Regions from separate parts of the Homo sapiens genome. Here region 2 is linked to region 1. A link is a contact called in ENCODE Hi-C or POLR2A ChIA-PET data. All regions are on one chromosome and are shown on one strand. Each heading gives the region's core, a stretch centred on a gene start or an enhancer-like site at or near the end of the contact. The rest is flanking DNA. Distances are from core to core; before and after follow the strand shown.

Region 1 (2,835 bases), core at 94-2,593:
CTACGGAAGGAAGTGCAGACTCTGCGGGACAGGCTGCCAGGTATCCCTTCCGCCCACCCCCCCCCCCCCCCCAGGGCTGAGTCCCACCTGGGCTCGGGTCCTGCCCTGCCCTGGACAAGCTGTATGATCCTGGGAGAGCATTTTATACTCTCTGAGCCCGCGTGTGGGAAACAGGCCAAGGAGACTTGCTCCTGGGCTGAGAGGCTGGGGCCGCCAGCACTCGAGGTCTCAGTGACTCTTCCTGGCAGAGATGCTGAGGGACAAGGCCTCATTGTCCCAGACGGATGGGCCCCCAGCTGGTAGCCCAGGTCAGGACAGTGACCTACGGCAGGAGCTTGACCGACTTCACCGGGTGAGGGCTGGGTGAGGTGGGTGAGGGCTGGGTGAGGTGGGTGAGGTGGGTGAGTGGCCCTGGGCTCCATGGACGGTTCGTGCCTGACTCTGGGCCTTGTCCTTCCCCGCTCCCTCCCCTGCCTCCTCAGGAGCTGGCCGAGGGTCGGGCAGGGCTGCAGGCTCAGGAGCAGGAGCTCTGCAGGGCCCAGGGGCAGCAGGAGGAGCTGCTTCAGAGGCTACAGGAGGCCCAGGAGAGAGAGGCGGCCACAGCTAGCCAGACCCGGGCCCTGAGCTCCCAGCTGGAGGAAGCCCGGGCTGCCCAGAGGGAGGTGAGTGACCAGGGTGGGTAGGGACAGCACCTGGGCCCTGCCCCCAGTGTGCCTGGAGGGAGCATGGGGAGCTTGGTGGGAGATGCTGCCTCCCGGTTGTAGCTGGCAGAGGCTAGGCCAGGGGATGGTGGCTGGGACGGGGCAGTCTGGGAGTCCATGCCTCCTCATGTCCACTGTGGCTGGCAGGTCTGGAGTCCATGGTAAGGTGGGCAGAGGGGCTGCCGAGGGCAGAGTTGGCAGTGGCCTGCCTCTGCACCCCTCACAGCTGGAGGCCCAGGTGTCCTCCCTGAGCCGGCAGGTGACGCAGCTGCAGGGACAGTGGGAGCAACGCCTTGAGGAGTCGTCCCAGGCCAAGGTAGTCAAGTCCTCCCCCTTGGCAAGAGGTGCTTCCCCACCAGCCTGACCCCACTCAGAGCCTCAGGGCCAGGCCTGTGTCCCAGGTGGGTGGGCCATGGCATCTTGGGTCTCTGCCCTGACCCCCTCCATGTCCCCAAGACCATCCACACAGCCTCTGAGACCAACGGGATGGGACCCCCTGAGGGTGGGCCTCAGGAGGCCCAACTGAGGAAGGAGGTGGCCGCCCTGCGAGAGCAGCTGGAGCAGGCCCACAGCCACAGGTGAGCCAGGCAGCTGGTGGCAGGGAGGGGCCGGGCCTGGCCTGGGCGGTGAGTCACGGCCTTGGCCTTCTCCTCCCCAGGCCGAGTGGTAAGGAGGAGGCTCTGTGCCAGCTGCAGGAGGAAAACCGGAGGCTGAGCCGGGAGCAGGAGCGGGTGAGCAGGGTACAACAGACGGAGGGTACAACAGACGGACAAGGCAATGGGGAGCCAGTTGAGGGGTGGGCAAGCTGCAGCCAGTGAGCAGGGTGGACATGGACGGGGCTCGGGGTGCTGGGGTACCTACAGGGAGACGGCAGTCCCAGGACTGCTGGGGCCTGGGGCTGACCTTTCCTCTGGCCGGCCCCAGCTAGAAGCAGAGCTGGCCCAGGAGCAGGAGAGCAAGCAGCGGCTGGAGGGTGAGCGGCGGGAGACGGAGAGCAACTGGGAGGCCCAGCTCGCCGACATCCTCAGCTGGTGGGTGCCAGGGGTGGGTCGGGGTGGGGAACGCAGGCGAGACTGAGGGCCCAGCCCATGACCCTGAGCCCCTTCCCATTCAGGGTGAATGATGAGAAGGTCTCAAGAGGCTACCTGCAGGCCCTGGCCACCAAGATGGCAGAGGAGCTGGAGTCCTTGAGGAACGTAGGCACCCAGACGCTCCCTGCCCGGCCACTGGTGAGCCCCAGAGATGCCCCTGGGGGCTGGCTTGGGCAAGTCACTGACCTTCCGTGAGCTCAGCATCCCTGCTACTGAAGGTCACTACTGGAGGTGGGGACACCAAGCTCATGAGAGATAGTGATTTCCCTGAGCTCACAGTGGGTCATTGGCTGAGCTGGAGCTTTGAGCCTGGCTGGGTGGCATGGGTAGCAGGATGCTCTGGTAGCAGGGGGTCCCTGAGGCAGCCAGGCCTAGAAAGCATCTTATACGGGTGCTCCGTGGCCACCAGGACCACCAGTGGAAGGCGCGGCGACTGCAGAAGATGGAGGCCTCGGCCAGGCTGGAGCTGCAGTCAGCGCTGGAGGCCGAGATCCGCGCCAAGCAGGGCCTGCAGGAGCGGCTGACACAGGTGCAGGAGGCCCAGCTGCAGGCTGAGCGGTGAGGCTAGGGGCAGGCACTGGGGGCCAGGGCCCGCACAGAGGCCAGTGGCGAGCCCTTGCCATTCTCCCCAGCCGTCTGCAGGAGGCCGAGAAGCAGAGCCAGGCCCTGCAACAGGAGCTCGCCATGCTGCGGGAGGAGCTGCGGGCCCGAGGGCCAGTGGGTGAGTGGCTGCCAACTGCTTGCCCCGGAGCCAGGCTCCCCCGCGGCCTCCCACTTGCCAAGGGGGCTCCACGATGGCCTGGCAGGGTGGTGGAGACAGGAGTCTGTTCCTGGACTCTGCCGCTTACTCCATCATCTGTGACCAGCACTTCTGGAGTGCCTGCTGTGCCCAGCCCTGCCCCACCCTGTGGTCATTTCCCATTTTACTGAGGTGGGAACTGAGGCCCCTCCTGGACCCTAGTTCCTCAGGCCAGGGACCCCAGGCCAGTGACCCACCCTTTCTTTGCAGACACCAAGCCCTCAAACTCCCTGATTCCCTTCCT
Region 2 (2,835 bases), core at 181-2,680, 330 kb before region 1:
GGAGGCTGTGGCAGGAGAATCGCTTGAGCCTAGAAGGCAGAGGTTTTGGTGAGCCAAGATTGTACCACTGCACTCCAGCCTGGGTGACAGAGTGAGAACTTGTCTCAAAAAAAAAAAAAAACAAAAAACAAACAAAAAAACACAACTTTGGACAAAAAGCATAACTAGGGAGAAAGAGAATTTATGTAGTGATTTTAAAAATATACAGCCGGATGTGGTGGTGTGCACCTGTAGTGCTGGTCTGGGCAACATAGGGAGATCCTGTCGGTAAGAAGAGGAGGGGAAGGAGGGGAGGGAAAATAAAGGAAAGGAAAGAGGCAGGAAGAGAAAAATAAAAGGAAAAAGGAAGGAGAAGAAAGAAAGAAGGGAGGGAGGGAAGGAAGGAAGAAAAAAAAGTGTATAATTACCTAACCAGAATCCAGGTAAAGAAAAAAATATATAGTAATTTGTTTACTCCTAAAAATAAAGTCAATAAGCAAGAAACCGCATGTGTGTGTGTCTGTGTGTGTGTGTGTGTAAAATCAACAGAACCACACGGAAAAACAAATCACAATCATAATTGTAGATATGATGGCACATGCAAGGCAAAAAAGTTAGCAAAGCAGTAAAAGATATGAAGAATATGATGAAGAAATTTGACCTAGTGGACGAATAAGCTGGCACTGCACCCAACAAAGGCAGGAAAGCACGCACAGAACATCTTCCTAAAAATTAATCAAATGTACCCGGGCGAGGTGGCTCACGCCGATAATCCCAGCACTTTGGGAGGCCGAAGCAGGCGGATCACAAGGTCAGGAGTTAGCGACCAGTCTGGCCAACATAGTGAAACCCCGTTTCTACTGAAAATACAAAAAGCCGGGCGTGGTGGCGGGCGCCTGTAGTCCCAACTACTCAGGTGGGTGAGGCAAGAGAATGGCGTGAACCCGGGAGGCGGAGGTTGCAGTGAGCGGAGGTCGCGCCACTGCTCCAGCCTGGGTAACAGAGCAAGACTCCGTCTCAAAAAAAAAAAAAAAAAAAAAAAAAAAAAAAAAAAAGAAAAAGAAAAAGAAAAAGAAAGAAAGAAAATATTGTCTGTCAAAGTTGGAGGACACAACTAGTAATTCTTAGAGAGGAATTTATGACCTCAAACGCGCGTGTTAGAAAATAAGAAAAGCTGTCACGCTGATGAACTGAACTCCATCTTAAAAAGTCACAAGCCAGCCAGGGGGACTTCCGGGTCCTGAGGCCCAAGGGGCTGCCTGGGTCCCCATCCGCCAACTTTTGCTGTCCACACAGCCCCAGACAACAAGAAAGGAAAAATAAAACGCTGCCAAAACCACAGCGTCGGCATAACTTGAAAGCAGAGAAGGTCCAAACTTCAAGATAAATGTAAATAAAAAGAAAGCGACCATATCCCCGCACGCCGTCGTGCGCTGCGGCCTCTCCCAGGCACGAGGCTTTGTGCCAAGAAAAGCTGGGGAAGGAGGGGAGAAAGGAGTATCGATCCGGGCTGGGGTTGGTCGAGAGCAACTATCAGAAAGACTGCGACATTCTAAAATCTGAAAATACCAAGAAGACGTCCTGGGAAGTCAGAGCTCAGACCTCAGGGAAGGGGCTTACAAGTATGTGCGATAGGAAGGGGAGGTCGTTAAAGTCCACTGATTCCGCGGGAGGGGTAAAAAAAAAAAAAAAAGGGCTAAAATGGGCCAGAAGCATCCGTGGGCAATTGAGTAAGTGAAGTGGGAAAATGCAGAAGGGAGAAATTGAGGGTCCGAAGAGAACCAAGCAATGGGAGAACACAAAACCCTACCCACCCCCACACCGAAACAAACAAATAAAAAGCTTCTAAACCATCTGAACTTTGCTATATTGACCTAACAGTGTGCTATTGAGCTAGGAATCTTGTAAACCATCCAATACCACAAAAACGAATAGAAAGAAGATGAATAGATCCGTATGGAGCTGATATTTTAAAAAATCTGAAAACAAAATAACACACACCAACCAAGAAAAATTCCCCTGGAAAAAAAAAAAACCACGTTTCCAAAGAAACAAAATATTTACAAAAAATGATCATATCTTAGGTCACAAAGAAATCATCAGTACCTTAAAAAAAGTAGAAATATACAAACAATATTCTCTGAGCACAGTGTAATAAAATGAGACATCATTATTATTATTATTTTTGAGACGGAGTCTCTCTCTGTCGCCAGGCTGGAGTGCAGTGGTGCAATCTCGGCTCACTGCAACATCAGCCTCCGGGATTCAAGTGATCCTCCTGCCTCAGCCTCCCGAGTAGCTGGGACTACAGGTGGGCCCCACCACACCCAGCTAATATTTTATATTTTTAGTAGAGATGGGGTTTCACCATGTTGGCCAGGATGGTCTCGATCTGTTGACCTTGTGATCCACCTGCCTCAGCCTCCCAAAGTGCTGGCTTACAGGTGTGAGCCACCATGCCCGGTGAAAATTATTATTATTAACAAAGACAAACACAGCCTGGCACAGTGGCTCACACCTGCAATCCCAGCACTTTGAGATGCCAAGATGGGAGAATTGCTTGAGCCCAGAAGTTCAAGACCAGCCTAGGCAACATAGAGAGATCCTGTCTCTATAAAACAAAACAAAACACACACACACACACACACACACACACACACACACACACACACACACACCAAAAAACCTAGCTGGGCATGGTGGATCACTTGAGCCTGAGAGGCAGAGGTTGCAGTGAGCCATGTTCGGGACACTGCACTCCAGCCTGGACAACAGAGCAAGAATCTGTCTTGGAAAAAAAAAAAAGACAAACCACTAGTTACCTTGTTTCAGGGGGAAAAAAGGGAGAAAGACAAA

What was found. Hi-C counts contacts between places; a loop is a spot of excess contacts on that map. ChIA-PET counts read pairs that join two places held with the same protein, here RNA polymerase II (POLR2A). Pooled maps may share reads with other maps.
Region 2: POLR2A ChIA-PET joins it to region 1 with 14 read pairs in A673. The contact joins two enhancer-like sites. A Hi-C loop is called at or near these places in 1 of 50 pooled maps. POLR2A ChIA-PET finds 5 or more read pairs at or near these places in 5 of 52 experiments (A673, B cell, H1 and 2 more).

Annotation. Positions count from the first base shown.
Region 1 is chr11:64,833,944-64,836,778 of GRCh38, reverse strand. It overlaps CDC42BPG (CDC42 binding protein kinase gamma), which reads left to right. Exons shown (of 37, transcript NM_017525.3): 11 at 1-40; 12 at 249-352; 13 at 483-662; 14 at 928-1,017; 15 at 1,158-1,279; 16 at 1,360-1,432; 17 at 1,626-1,732; 18 at 1,816-1,930; 19 at 2,202-2,350; 20 at 2,425-2,513; 21 at 2,802-2,835. Among named protein-coding and RNA genes, the nearest start is that of CDC42BPG, 9.3 kb to the left of the region's middle. Within about 2 kb of position 1,343, at least 2 of the 41 ENCODE cell types and tissues checked have a DNase peak (open chromatin) inside an H3K27ac peak, as active enhancers do.
Region 2 is chr11:65,164,591-65,167,425 of GRCh38, reverse strand. No RefSeq gene overlaps it. Among named protein-coding and RNA genes, the nearest start is that of SPDYC, 4.2 kb to the left of the region's middle. Within about 2 kb of position 1,430, at least 2 of the 41 ENCODE cell types and tissues checked have a DNase peak (open chromatin) inside an H3K27ac peak, as active enhancers do.